2 separate regions of the Homo sapiens genome follow, and region 1 is linked to region 2. Evidence: read pairs that join two places in POLR2A ChIA-PET (ENCODE). Cell type or tissue: B cell. All regions are shown on one strand. Each heading gives the region's core, and the rest is flanking DNA. Links, peaks and the distances in the headings are about the cores only.

Evidence for each region. ChIA-PET counts read pairs that join two places held together with the same protein. Peaks named below come from ENCODE experiments on the same cell type or tissue, not always from the same donor. Only the 100,000 strongest peaks of a DNase experiment are listed, where the experiment ranks them.
Region 1: POLR2A ChIA-PET joins it to region 2 with 12 read pairs; 3 of 35 experiments call an interaction of 5 or more read pairs at or near these places.

What each region holds. Positions count from the first base shown.
Region 1 is chr16:81,497,685-81,505,083 of GRCh38, reverse strand. All of the region lies in intron 1 of CMIP (c-Maf inducing protein), which reads right to left. Among named protein-coding and RNA genes, the nearest start is that of MIR7854, 33 kb to the left of the region's middle. RefSeq lists enhancers at 7,107-7,166, 7,227-7,346, 7,263-7,399. In B cell, for the core only: no CTCF peak of the experiment used is centred there; a DNase peak (open chromatin) is centred at 3,663; H3K4me3 peaks cover 1,429 bases; H3K27ac peaks cover 4,429 bases.
Region 2 is chr16:81,770,697-81,778,095 of GRCh38, reverse strand. LOC105369213 (a long non-coding RNA gene) reads right to left here. Exons shown (of 4, transcript NR_189584.1): 4 at 743-924. It also overlaps a transcript of PLCG2 not described here. Among named protein-coding and RNA genes, the nearest start is that of PLCG2, 4.9 kb to the left of the region's middle. In B cell, for the core only: no CTCF peak of the experiment used is centred there; a DNase peak (open chromatin) is centred at 3,605; H3K27ac peaks cover 2,800 bases.

The DNA of each region.
Region 1 (7,399 bases), core at 1,018-6,017, 270 kb after region 2:
CTGATGTGCCCTGGACATTTAGCATGAAGGAGAAATAAACCTCAGGTGTGTTGAGCAGCTGCGCTGCCCGTTACCGTTGCACAGCCCAGCCTCACTGGCTGATTCAAGGGGTCAAAAGAGCAGGGTCTAAAGCAGCACTTTCCAAACTGTCTGTGGGAAAAGACCCATTTTTATTTTCTTTCCAATCCACTGTAAACCAATATTTTTGAAAACTATAATGAAAATTTCATTGGAATGTCAAAATGCTAAAAGGGTTCCACACCCTCACTCTTGCTCTCCTCATTTCTCTCCCTAGAGGCTGGTAACAAGCTCTGCAGATAGGCACAGACTGGGACCACTCGTGGAATGGCACAGACCGTGGAGCACACACAGCACAGGTGGGCTGCAGGCCCACCGGCCATTTTTTCTTTTCTTTTCTTTTTTTTTTTTTTTTTTTTTTTTTGAGACGAGTCTCACTCTGTCGCCGAGGCTGGAGTGCGATGGCACAATCCTGGCTCACTGCAACCTCCATCTCCTGGGTTCAAGCGATTCTCCTGCCTCAGCCTCCCGAGTAGCTGGGATTACTGGCACCCACTACTACACCCGGCTAATTTTTGTATTTTTAGTAGAGACAGAGTTTCACCATGTTGGCCAGGGTAGTCTCAAACTTTTGACCTCAAGTGATCCACCTGCCTTGGCCTCCCAAAGTGCTAAGATTACAGGCATGAGCCATGGTGCCCAGCCCCGCTGGCCATTTTCTATTTTCTTTTTTCCTTTTTTTGAGACAGTCTCACTCTATCACCAAGGCTGAAGTGCAGTGGCATGATCTCAGCCCACTGCAACCTCTGCCTCCCGGGTTCAAGCGATTCTCCTGCCTCAGCCTCCCAAGTACTTGGGATTACTGGCGCCCACGACCACGCCAGGCTAATTTTTGTATTTTTAGTAGAGAGGGGGTTTCACCATGTGGGCCAGGCTGGTCTCAAACTTCTGACCCCAAGTGATCTGCCTCCCTCGGCCTTCCCAAGTGCTGGAATTACAGGTGTAAGCCACGGCGCCCAACCCCACTGACCTTTTTCTAACACTGGTGAAATAACTGAACCTTCCCAAGCCTCACCTCTCCATTTATAAAATGACAGTTGGCATGTGAGGATTTAAATATAAAGTCCATGGAGCACAGGGCCAGGTGTGAACACGCCCTCATTACATGTCAGCTACTCAGCCACATCCTGCCCTGTTCCCAGGTGATGACGTCTGTCACTGACAGGCCTGGTGATCCGCTCAGGGATCTGGAGGGGTGCCATGGGGTTCAGGCAACCTCAGAACAAGGCAGTGGGTTGAGATTCAGAATTCACTTCTAGACATCCACAGTGAGATAAGGTGACCAGACTGGCACCTCAATGGGGCAGAAGGCCAGGCGCGGTGGCTCAGGCCTATAATCCCAGCACCTTGGGAGGCCAGGGCAGGAGGATCGCTTGAGCTCAAGAGTTCAAGAACAACCTCAGCAACACAGAGAGACCTGTCTGTACAAAAAAATTTAAAAATTAGCCAGGTGCAGTGGCATGTATCTATGGTCCCACCTACTCGGGAGGCTGAGGTGGGAGGATGGCTTGAGCCTGGGGGGTCAAGGCTGCAGTAAGCCATAATTGTTGCCACTGCACTCCAGCCTGGGTGCACAGAGACCCTGCCTCAAAAAATAAAAATTAAAATAAAGGGATCAGAGGTATCTGGGACTAGGCAGGCGACCCAGTGATCCACTGAGACCAGGGATAACACTGACTGCTCATACCAGGGGGAAACTCTTCACCATCAAGCACCCGGCTGTCACACAGCAGAGCCACAGATGATGACCCAGGGCTGTGTTCACTCCAGAGCAGGGTAACCATGTATCCCGGTTTCCCTGGGACTGAGGGATCTCCTGGAATTCAAGACTTTCAGTATAATTGGGACAGTATTGGGCAAATCAGAACAAACTGGTCACCGTACTCCGGGGCCTGTGTTCTTTAGCTGTAATATTTAGGTTGTGCTGAACTAGGGCAGCTCTTTAATGAAACATCAACGAGGAGGCCAGAGTAGATCTCTGGCTGCTTAACAGACTGCCTGGGAAAGCCACATCCCACGACATCACGCAAACATATCTAAGGACAGAGAGACAGGGCGTGATGGATGCAGCAGCAAAGACAAAGTGATTACCCGGCATTGCAGGGACAGCAGTGGCTCCGCACAGCCTGGGGACTGGCTCTGCCCTGAGGCCTGTTCAGGAATGGAAATTTCTAAATACTGGTCACATAGCCAGAAGGCTTTTTCTTGCTTCTTTTTTTGTTTTGTTTTTTGCATTCAAACAATAGGTAATCAGAATCTGCTTAGTTAACAGCCATATTGTCATAATTTGCCAAACAAAGCAATGGGAATATGATGATAACGGTAACACTTGACATTTCTCACAAGGGCAGGTCTTGGATGTGACTTCATTTCCCAGAGCCTGCTGGCTGTCTTCTTTTGTCTGAGTCCTCCCCATCCTCGCCCAGCCATCAGCATGACGCCCAAATGCCTGGCGCACGTGACAGGCCCATGGATCGCTGAGCGAATGAGTTAATGAACGAGGACATCTCCGTTCTGCGGGTAACCCAGGCACCCCCAGGCGAGCCAGGCTGGGTGCTCTGTGGCCATGTCACCTCCCCCTCCATTGCTCACATGGAGGCAGTGCCACCATGTCCCCAGGATTGTCCTGAATACTCAATACATAAGTTGACCATGTAATCTATGAATGAAATGAAGCGTCACTGATCACTTTACTAGGACTACAAGTGTAAACTGGGACTGTCCAGGCAAAACAGGACAAGTGGTCACCTCACTGATGTAGCATCTCACCTAATCCTTGTTATGCTGCAACTGTCAGCCCAGGTCCCGGGTCCAGACTCCATGGTCTGAAGCCCAGCCCTGCCTCCTAGCAGCTGGGTACGTTACTTAACCTCTCTGGGCCTCAGTTTCCTCATCGGAGCTAGGCAGTAGCTGCCCCTTAGGGCTGCTCTGCAGACTACTCTATTTAATAGTTGCAACACTTAGAATAGGGCCTAGCATATAGTAGGCACCACTCATGTGTTGACTGAATAAAAAAGTCCTCCCATCATCCCCAGGATTGTTGCCATTTCATAAATCAGGCAAGGAAGGCACAAGGACTTAAGTCACTTGCCGGTTAGTAGCAGAATGGCTCACGCCTGTAACCCCAGCACTTTGGGAGGCCGAGGTGGGCGGATCACTTGAGGTCAGGAGTTCGAGACCAGCTTGGCCAACAGGGTGAAATCCCGACTCTACTAAAAATACAAAAATTAGCTGGGTATGGTGGCATGCACCTGTAATTCCAGCTACTCGGGAGGCTGAGGCAGGAGAATTGCGAGAACCTGGGAAGCAGAAGTTGCAGTGAGCTGAGATCACGACACTGCACTCCAGCCTGGGCGACAGAGCGAGACACCGTCTCAGAAAAAAAAAAAAAAAAAAAGAACCAGAGTCAAACCTAAGCATCAATGCCCATGCCACACCCATCCTGAGATCCTGCCCCCGACCCCACTCCACCCCCAGCTACCGCATTTTCTCTCCCCATTCAAGAATTTAGGGCTGTTCTGCAGATGACGCTATTTAATAGCGTAACCTTATAAGTCAAGTAAGAAGGAGTGCAAGGAGCCCGATACAATGCGTGGCACAGGGCACTGCCAGAGCTCCCCCTGGGGCCAAAGAGGGGCTTCAGGTCCCCTGAGGCTGTGTGGCACACGCAAAGCAGGAGGCACCAGTCCCAAAATAGGACGGGCATTTGCTGCCCGTGCGTCACAACCCAAAGTTGTTCTCCTTTTCTCTTCTTGCCAAATTACTCGATCTCAGAAATTCCTTAGCAAGACAAGACTGAAATGCAATCTCCAACCCCATCAGGCCCAGTGGAATTTCACCAACACAAATTACTGCGTTCTCCAGGAAAACGGAGGACGCTGGCCTGAAGTTTCAGATTCTCAGTAGGTCTTAGAAAGCTCCGGCACTTGAGCAGCTCCTGGAAGTGGCAGGAAGTGGTTTGCCTTTGCTTATTTTCCAAAGGATAACCACCAGATTTGCTCGTAAAAACTTGCTAACCAATTGGCAGAGGGCACCTGCGCAATCCAATGATTTCTCATATCCTGGGTTTTTCTTCTCTTGTTAGTTCAACTCGTGAGGACTTCAAAGACGCAGATGCACAAGGCTTGGCTTGGCACATGCAAAGAAGGAAGGAAAGAAAGAAGGAAGGGAGGGAGGAAGGGAAGGACAGAGAGGGAGGGAAAGGAAACAGTGGGCCGGGGAGGGCACAGTGGCTCATGCCTGTAATGCCAACACTTTGGGAGGCCAAGGTGGGTGGATCATTTGAGGTCAGGAGTTCAAGATCAGCCTGGCCAATATGGTGAAACCCAGTCTCTACTAAAAATACAAAAATTAGCTGGATGTGGTGGCACGCGCCTGTAGTCCCAGCTACTCAGGAGGCTGAGGCAGGAGAATCACTTCAACCCGGGAGGCAGAGGTTGCAGTGAGCGGAGATCGCACCACTGCACTCCAGCCTGGCGACAGAGTGAGACTCCATCTCAAAAAAAAAAAAGAAAGAAAGAAAGAAAAGGGGGAGGAAAGAAGGAGGGAGGGAGGGAGGAAGGGAGAGAGAGAGAGGGAGGGAGGGGAGGGAGGAGGGAGAGAAGGAGAGAGAGAAGGAGGAAGGGAGGAAAGGAGAGAGGAAGGGAGGAAAGGAGAGAGGGAGGGAGGGAGGGACAGAGGGAGGCAGGGAGGGAGGGAGGCAGGAAGGAAGGAAGGAAGGAAGGAAGGAAGGACGGAAGGAAGGAAGGACGGAAGGAAGGAAGGAAATTTTGATAAAGAATCAAAATTCACCAAAAGAATCGTTAAGCCACAGCCCATGGCGTCATGTTCACCGATGCTCAGGCAGGACTGCGCACCAGCTCTAAAAGTCGCCAGAGGCTGGGGCTGGCAGGACACAGAGTGAGGGAGGGAAAGAGGAGCAGAGACCAAGGAGTGGCTGAAGAAGGCCGATTGCCCCAGGGAGACTGGGTATGTTCTGCATCAGGAGAGAGAAGGAAGAAAGGGCTCCTCCAGAAGTCAGCAGCCCAAGCAAAGCAGAGGAGCCAGGTGAAGCCCAGAGTGCGTGGGGCGCCCCGGAAGGCAAGGGCAGAGGAGTTTGGATGCCTCCCATAGGGCCAAAATAGGAGAGTCTCGCCCGGGCTGACAAGCCCAGACTTGAATCTGAATGCCACAGGCAACAACTGCGAGTTGCTGGGCAGGACCGGAGCTGCCGCCCCCAAAACTGTTTCAGATTCAGAGGGCGCTGCTGGGTAAAGGAGGGGTAAAGGACTGGACGGGGAAGCTGAGTCTCCTCCACCACTTCTCAGGAAGCCTTTGGGGAGCCACCTCTGCTCCCCGGGCAGAGGCCACATGCCAGCCCAGTCTGCTAAGGACATTCCCAGATTCTTGGAGGCTGGGATGGGGGCACGTGTCCTGGGCCAGCCCAGAAGATGGATGACAAGGAAGCTACATGGGCGCCGGGACAGGCGGATGCTAAGGTGAGGAGACAGCTCAGCCAGGGCTGCCTCCCACTCAGAGGTCATCGCCAGGTCCAGATCTGTGCAGTCACTTCCCTCCCGAACTGGGCACTTGGGAGAAATCAGAGAATATCCTAGAAGGGACTCTGAAAGGGAGCTGGAGATTGGGGCGAGGCTTGGGGCACATGTGTACATGGGTGTGCAAGTGGTGTGTGTGTGCAGAGACAAGTATGTGTGCCGAGTGTCCTTCCATGCATAGGTGTGAGGCATGTGCATCCATGACCTTGAGATTGAGTGCTCATGGCCATATGTGTATACGGTGAGGGGGTGTGGCCATGCTGGGACACGTTCACAGTGTGAATGGTGCATGCATGCACACACATCTTCAACAGGCAAACAGCATCGTGTCAGGGCCAAGAGCCTGGACTGAAGCCTTGAGCACACGATCTAGCTTCTCTACACCGATCTAACTGCTCTACACCTCAGTTTCCTCATTTGTAAAATGGCGCTAATAACAGAAACTACCTCCTAGTGTTGATAGGGGGATTAAATACATTTGAATTTGTAAAGCACTCAGATGCTTGTACATGGGGTCCTACTAAATGGTATGCATGTGTGTGTTAAAAAATAAATGCATACGTGTGGGTGAGTGGTCGCACAGCTGGGAACCTGTATGTATGGAGAGGTGTGCACGGTGTAAACTAACTGGGACTGTGTGCACACGCAGGGGCAGGAAGATATGGGCTGGGTGTGCACGGATGTGCAAGAGGGAGGTGTGTCTGCCCGTTTGCAAACGTGTGGACTGTGTGTATACATGACGCCTGGGGGAGTGCATGCCAGGGCCCAGGACATGTGTGCTCAAGGACCATGGGGTGTATGCATGCACACACGTGTGTGCTCGTGGGGTATGCAAGTGTGTGCAGCCATGTTCTGGGGCACACATGTGTGGGCACCTGGGCAGGGGCATGGAGGGATGGGAGCCATGAGTCAGGTGGAAGGACCCTCTCAGAGTGAGGCGCGAGGAGCAGAGGCCTGATAACCCCCGTGAGAAAGCAGGACCACTGGGCAGAGGCAGAGTGGCCCCCTCAGAGCTGCCGAGCAGCCCCAGGGGGACTCGGTGCAGAGGTGAGGACCCAGACCAAAAAGGCCGGGGGACAAGGGCCGCATCTCACTCAGGCCTGTGCCCAGCCCCCGGCACTGGACCGTCCTCAGGAAGCTGGAAAGGAAGGAAGGAGAGAATGTGCCCAAGGGAGGGACACAGACCCCAACATGACAAGCACCATCCTCAGGTCACGTCCTGGGGCTCCACATCCATCATTTCATTGAACCTTCTTGACTGTCCTAGAAGGAGCCACGTTTTCAGACAAGGAAGCCGAGTTCTATGGTTAAAACATCTGCCCAGAGGCCCACTGCTAGGGAGCAGCAGGTTCCAACCCAGCTGGGTCTGACCTCTGTCCTCAGAGCCACCATGGTACTCTGAGAATGAATGAATGAACCAACACATGCATGCATGAATGAATGAACAGACCAACAAAGAACAATGAAAAGGAAACCGAAACTTAGTGCCCGGAAGAGGAATAAAATAAGGGAAGCACCGGAGAGTCGGCAGGCACTGCCTGGAGAAGCCTCTGGGGGGACCACAGCTGGAGCAGCAGCCATGGTGGCCTGCAGGGGACCCAGGAGCCCACGCTGCACGGGCAGAAGGAGCTTTCTTTGTAGCCCTTGAGGCTGCAGCAGCAGAGGAGGCGGCGGGGCACCTGTGTCGGCCAAGGCTCCCAGAGCACAAGCCCTGTGGCTTCACAGCAGGGCCAGGCCACTGAGCCTTTAGCACCAATTCAGAAAACCGGGATTCTGCACTCTATGCG
Region 2 (7,399 bases), core at 1,595-6,594:
ATAGCGTTTTTTTTGTGTGTGTGTGTTTTTGGTTTTTTTTGTTTTTTTTTTTGTTTTTTTTTTGTTTTTTTTTTTTTTTGAGACAAAGTCTTGCTCTCTTGCCCAGGCTGGAGTGCAGTGGCACGATCTCGGCTCACTGCAACCTCCACCTCCCAGGTTTAAGCGATTCTCCTGCCTCAGCCTCCTGAGTAGCTGGGATTATAGGTGTATGCCATCATGCTTGGCTAATTTTTTGTATTTTTACTAGAGACGCGGTTTCACTATGTTGGCCAGATTGGTCTCAAACTCCTGACCTCAAGTGATCCACCCACCTTGGCCTCCCAAAGTGCTGGGATTACAGGCATGAGCCACTGCACCCGGCCTGTTATAGCGTTTTTTAATTGAGGAATATCACTCTCACTGTCAATGTTGTATCCCAAGCCATAGGACTCGTTTGTGACTTCACAAGATCTGTGGATTCATTTCTTTCAGCACTCCCAACTGGCGTGTATAGCTGTGCTCATCACCACAGATCACTTAACACATCAATTTTTTAAAGAGATCTTGGAAGGACTCATTATGACATCAACCACTTGAAGTCATTGGGCCAATTCCCCAGGAAAAATGACTACATCTAGGGGCAATTCCTTTGCCTCACTTTTTTTTTTTTTTTTTTTTTAGAACTTCAGCTTGTATTTATTTCAACCAATCTTTTTCACACTTTTGTTTTAGTATGTGTTATATAAAGTACATAATATATTAGTTCAGTCATATATATGTATAATTTATTATTACAAAGTCTACATGGATAGGGGAGTGGGTTAAGTCTCTTGATGGCAAAATGAGATTGCATATAATCAGAATGTGTGGAGACCACTCTAGGGAGCCGTGGCTCCTAAAAGCCTATCTTGACAGATGCCAATTCTGGCTGGATTTTTCTCTCATCTGTGGGAAGCAAGCAAAAAAATAAGAACATGAAGAACAGGTTTCTCTGTTTAATCTATGCCTGTGAGCCTATAGTATTTTTGAGTTAAAATGTCCACTGTGTGTGAGATAATGGTCATCGTAAATGGCAGTTTGCTTTTTTTTCTTTCATGTTTTTAATTCATTTTCTTCTTTGGCTCATTTTTTGCTAACCAACCCCTAGCCCAACCCCACCCCCCAGGTGAACGACTGAAGGAATCAGTGGATTGAAAGAGAGTACTGGAGGCCCTTCATCTCTTTCTCAAACTCTAACTTGGTTGTTCAAAATAAAAATAATCTGCCAGGTGCAGTGGCTCATACCTGTAATCCCAGCACTTTGGGAGGCCAAGGCAGGCGGCTTACCTGAGATCAGGAGTTCACGACTATCCTGGCCAACATGGTAAAACACCCTCTCTACTAAAAATACAAAAATTACCCAGGCATGGTGGCACACACCTGTAGTGTCAGCTACTCACGAGTCTGAGGTAGCAGAATCGTTTGAACCCAGAAGGCAGAGGTTGCAGTGAGCCAAGATGGTGCCACTGCACTCCAGCATAGGTGATAGATCAAGACTCCATCTCAGAATTAACAATCGTCGTCATCATCAAGGCGGCAGGCGCTGTTCTGGGAGGACTCTAATGTAAAATGACACTTCTTTTCCCAAGGATAATAGGTGGGGAAGGAACCATTCTGTGTATTCTTTCTTTTCCATGGAATAAAATAGGTAGGGAAAGAAACCACTCTGAGCCGGGCGCGGTGGCTCACGCCTGTAATCCCAGCACCCTGGGAGGCTGAGGCGGGCGGATCACGAGGTTGGAAGATCAAGACCATCCTGCTTAACATGGTGAAAACCCGTCTCTACTGAAAATACAAAAACATTAGCCTGGCCTGGTGGTGGGTGCCTATAATCCCACCTACTCAGGAGGCTGAGGCAGGAGAATGGCCTGAACCCAGGAGGTGGAGCTTGCAGTGAGCCGAGATTGTACCACTGCACTCTAGCCTGGGCAACAGAGTGAGACTCCGTCAAAAAAAACAAAAAAGAAAGAAGGAAAAAAAGAAAGAAAGAGAGAGAGAGAGAGAAAGAAACCACTCTGTGGGTTCAGACATATGAGGTAGAAAGGCCCTGTCACAGGTTAGCTGTCAGAGGGCTAGAGTGGGTTAAGTCAGTGGGTGGTGGGGGCTGGATTTGAACCTCAGCCTGTCTGGTGTCAGAGCCCATGGGCATGCTGACCTGCCACCCATCCCCAGATTAATAAGAGGCATTCAGGCAGGGAGATGTGAGTTTGTAACCACTCTACATAGATGCACAAATGGGTCAGGAAGTGACCTCAAAGGGTAGAGGGATCTTTCTTTTCCTTTTCCTACAAAAGAAAGAAAAAGGGAAGTGGATAGGTAAGAAAGAATAACCTGAAAGAAAATTACATTTTAAGCTGAATCATCTTGACTCTTTGTATTCTGTGTTGCTCACCAGTCCTTGGGCATACAAATGCTTTTCCCTATTACCCTCTTCTCTTTGCTGGCAGCCATGGTGCATTGGACCATTAGCCTCTCTGGGTATCAGTTTCCTCATTATTATACCTATGGGTATCAGAAATGTACCTACATCTGAGGGGGACTGTGAGATGAGGGAGGTAAAGCCCTCATCCCCATGGGGCAAAACCAAGGCTGACTATTTTAGGAATTGTTACTGGGAAGAAGAAGACCTCCTGTGAAAGCATGAACTTGGAAACAAGGAATCTGGGCTCCAGTTCCAAGTCTGCCCCTTCCTTAGTTTTATGGCTGTGGGCTGCTCAGCCACCCTCTTTGGACTTAATTTCCCCATCATAAGACCCACCTATAGCATATGCAGAATTAGCAAATCTACAGAGACAGAACGTAGATCAGTGGTTGCCAAGGACCAGGAAAGCAGAGAGCGGGCCTATCGGAAGGTAAAAGATAAGGGGTACAGGGCTGCTCTTTGGGATGATAAGAATGTTCTAAAATGGATTGTGACGATGGCTGCTCAGCTCTGTGAATGTGCTGAAGCCTCTGTACTGTACACTTTACATGCATGAGTTGCATGGGATGTGAATTATATCTCAAGAAAGCTGTTTTGAAAAATATCTGTGGACTGGGCACATTGGCTCATACCTGTAATCTCAGCTATTTGGGAGGCTAAGGAGGGTGGACCACTTGAGCCCAGGAGTTCAAGACTAGCCTGGACAACATGATGAGACCTCCATCTCTACAAAAAACTTTAAAAATTAGCCAGGCCTGGTGGAGTGAGCCTGAGTCACAGCTACTCGGGAAGCTGAGGCAAGAGGATCACTTAAGCCCAGGAGGCAGAGGTTGCAGGCAGTGAGCCGAGATCATGTGCCACTGCATTCCAGCCTGGGCAACAGAGTAAGACCCTGACCAAAAAAAAAAAAACACCCTTAGAGGGTTATTTCAAACCCAGACCTCCTTTCCCCTCCTCCACCACCACCTCCAAAGGCAGTGACCAGGCTGAGGTCCACCGCCCTGCCCCAGGGAACCTCGCCAACCCTACCCCTCTACCCCCACAGCCAAAATGACCAGAAAACCCCCTGGAGCCCTTGAGTCTAGTTTCCTTTCCCAACATTGTTCAGAGAAGCACACATCCGTGGCGACGAGCCGAGTCCCAGCTGCTGGCTGGCAGGCCTCTGTGAGAGGAAGTACCACCCAGAATGGGCTTTCAATGGGGTTAGGCCTCACTGCTTCTGGAGGTAGGGGAGGGCAGACCCCTCTGCTATTTAAATTGTGGCCAGCTTGGTGGAGCCCCCGGTTTAATGGTTTTGTGGGTTTTGTTTTGTTTTGTTTTTTTTACTGCCCAGGCTGGAGTGCAGTGGTTGGATCTCAGCTCACTGCAACCTCTGCCTCCTGGGCTCAAGTGATTCTTGTGCCTTAGCCTCCTGAGTAGTTGGGACTACAGGCGTGCATCACCACGCCTGGCTTTTTTTTTTTTTTTTTTTTTTTTTTGTATTTTTAGTAGAGACGGGATTTCACCGTGTTACCCAGGCTGATCTCAAACTCCTGAGCTCTGGCAGTCCACCCACCTCAGCTTCCCAAAGTGCTAGGATTACAGGCATAAGTCACTGTGCCCGACCCATGGTTTTGCTTTGAGCACCTCTAACCTGGAGTCCTGGTGGAGCTCATTTATTCATTCAACAAACATTTGCGGAGTGCCTGCAAGGGGCCAGGCACTCCCAGGCTCCAGGGATATAGCAGCAACCATCAAAGTCCTGCATGATGGGCACAGAGTGTAGTTGGAGGAACACAAAAAGGGGGCTTTGGAGTGAGACAGAGCTGGTTCCAGTCCCAGTCGCTCACTCTCTGTAGCTCTGCACAGCATTTGCAGCCGCTGTAAGCTTCACTTTCTTCTTTGGTAAATAGGGCTGCTGTGGAGGAGTGAGTCTGCGAACGCATATCCAAGTCCTGGGCATGGATCCTGGTTAGATGGGACCCCTGGAGCTGACTCAGTAGTCACTACATTGCAATGAACTCTCAACATGCGGACCCTGTTATGCTAAGAACCAGACTGCAACCAGGCATTTGCCAGGCCCCAAACCTCATGTAAAATCAAGACAGCCAGTTGAAAGCCAAGAGCAATAGTGTACAAGAGCAGCTGAAAACATGGGACACAGAGACAGGTGGGCCTCAGTGTGAATCCCAGCTCTGCCTCTTACCCCCCTGTGTCTCCAACAATGTAATAGTCTCTGAGCCTCAGTTTCCCAATCTGCACTGCTGAAGACAAAAGCCCCTCGTTCTCATGTCTGGAGTCTCCACTAGGACGTATTCAGCTTCCACAAAAAGGCTATCAATGATCTCACATTGCTGGAAGCCCAGGAGTGGTTGGGGTGCAGACAAGGTACACTGAGAAGTTCAAGTGTGTCAACAGGGACACCGATTATTTCCACATCTGCCACTCCTGGCAACCAGACCTGAAAGGGAAGAGACTGAAAAGAGTACACCTTTTCCCAACGCCCCCCCACACCCAGCATGCTTTCCCTCTGTCTCATTGGCCAGAAATGGGTCACAAAGCCTGCTCTGCCTCAGTCACTCTCCAAGAAAATGGGATTTTCCACATTTGGCAGTATATTTAGGATGGATCAGCTTCCCCCACATCATGAGAGGATGCCCAAGAGTATGTGGCCAAACAGGGCAGCTGTCGGCAGGGGCAAGGGGAGATGGTGTCAGGCAGGCAGTCTGCAGGGTCCTGCAGTGGTCATAGGCTGCACCAGGCAGCTGGCACAGAGCAAGAAGGCATCCGAAGGTCTCCCTTTTGTTCCCACCACAGACCAGCAAGCCAAGCTTCCTTTCTTAGCCTTTTCAGTCATTCTTTTTTTTGGAGATGGAGTCTCACTCTATTGCCCAGGCTGGAGCACAGTGGCATGATCTTGGCTCACTGCAACCTCCACCTCCCTGGTTATCCTGCCTCAGCCTCCCGAGTAGCTGGGATTACAGGCATGCACCACCACACCCAGCTTTTTTTTTTTTTTTTGTATTTTTAGTAGAAACAGGGTTTCACCATGTTGGCCAGGCTGGTCTTGAACTCCTGACCTCAGGTGATCCACCCACCTCGGCCTCCCAAAGTGCTGGGATTATAGGCGTGAGCCACCGTGCCTGGCCCCTTTCATTCATTGGACAAACACTGAGCCCTTATTTAATACCAGGCCCCGTGTCTTACCTTCCAAAGGCTGCCGTAACAAATTACCATGAACTTGGTGACTTAAAAAAAAATAGAGATATATCATCTCACAGTTCTGGAGGCCAGAAGTCTGAATGCAAGGTGCCAGCAGCAGCACTGGTTCCCTCCTTAGGCCCTAGGTGAGAATCTGCCCCACGCCTTTCTCCCGGGTTCTGTGGTTGGTGGTGATCATGCGCTCCTTGGCTTGGAGCTGCATCACTCTAACTCTGCCTCTGTCTTCTCATGGCCCTCTGCTCTCTGTCTCAAATACCCCTCTCCTTTCTCTGGTAAGAACACCAGTCCTCTGATTGAGTGTCCACCCTGAATCCAGGATGTTCTCATCTTGAGATCCTTAACTTAATTACCTCCATAAAGACCCTATTTCCAGCCTTGCACCAGTGGCTCACACCTGTAATCCCAGCACTTTGGGAAGCCGAAGTGGGCAGATCACTTAAGGCCAGGAGTTTAAGACCAGCCTGGCCAACATGGTGAAACCCCGTCTCTACTAAAAATACAAAAAGTAGCCAGGCGTAGAGGCACAGCCTGTAGTCCCAGCTAGTTGGGAAGCTGAGGCAGGAGAATCATTTGAGCCCAGGAGGTGGAGGTTGCAGTGAGCGGAGATCCTGCCCTGGCACTCCAGCTTGGGCAAGAGAGAGAGACTCCAACTCAAAAAAACAAACAAACAAGCAAACAAAAACAAAAACAAACCTTATTTCCAAGTAAGGTTACATTCACAGGTGCAGGGTTTAGGACTTAGTTTTTTTGTTGTTGTTTTTTTTGGGTGGGGGGTTGGGGGGGGTCACAATTCAACCCACTGTACCCTATATTAGGCAAATAGATTAGACCTATTTACCTCTCAATGGGGAGACAGCAGGAAGAGGCATTTACTATCACAGAATGGCAAGAGCTGAATTAGAGGGACAAATCAGGCAAGGGCTAATCCTCTGCCTCATGGAGCTGCGAAGACTTCTCAGAGGAGGTAACCTCAGAACTGGGTCCTGAGGGATGAGCAAGAGTTCTCCAACAGCACCAGAGAGAGGGAAGCTTTGTCTAAAACAAGGCTGTGTTTCACAAAACTCATCAGTGCTTTTAGAAGTCAGAATAGTCCTGGCTACTTGGGAGGCTGAGATGGGAGGATCCCTTGAGCACAGGCGTTTAAGGCTGCAGTGAGCTGTGACAACACCAGTGTACTCCAGCCTGAGCAACAGAAAGAGACTTTTTCTCACACACAAAAAGAAGTCAGAATAGAGAATCTCACTGCCTTGGAGGCAGCAGAAGGAAGGACCTTGAGGGCTGCGATGTTCTAGGTTTTGATCTTGTGGTCACATGGGTTAGTCACTTTATGAAAATGTACTGAGCTCTGTACTTATGATCTGGGCCTTTTATTTATTTATTTATTTTTTTTTTTTTTTGAGATGGAGTCTCGCTCTGTCACCAAGGCTGGAGTGCAGGGGCATAATCTCGGCTCACGGCAAGCTCCACCTCCCGGGTTCACACCATTCTCCTGCCTCAGCCTCCCGAGTAGCTGGGACCACAGGCACCTGCAACCACGCCCAGCTAATTTTTTGTTTTTTTAGTAGAGATGGGATTTCACCGTGTTAGCCAGGATGGTCTCGATCTCCTGACCTCACGATCCGCCCGCCTCGGCCCCGCAAAGTGCTGGGATAACAGGCGTGAGCCACCGCGCCCGGCCTGATCTGGGCCATTTTATGCACGTTATACCTCAACAGAAAGTTAGTATTATTATTTTGATACAGGGTCTCACTCTGTAGC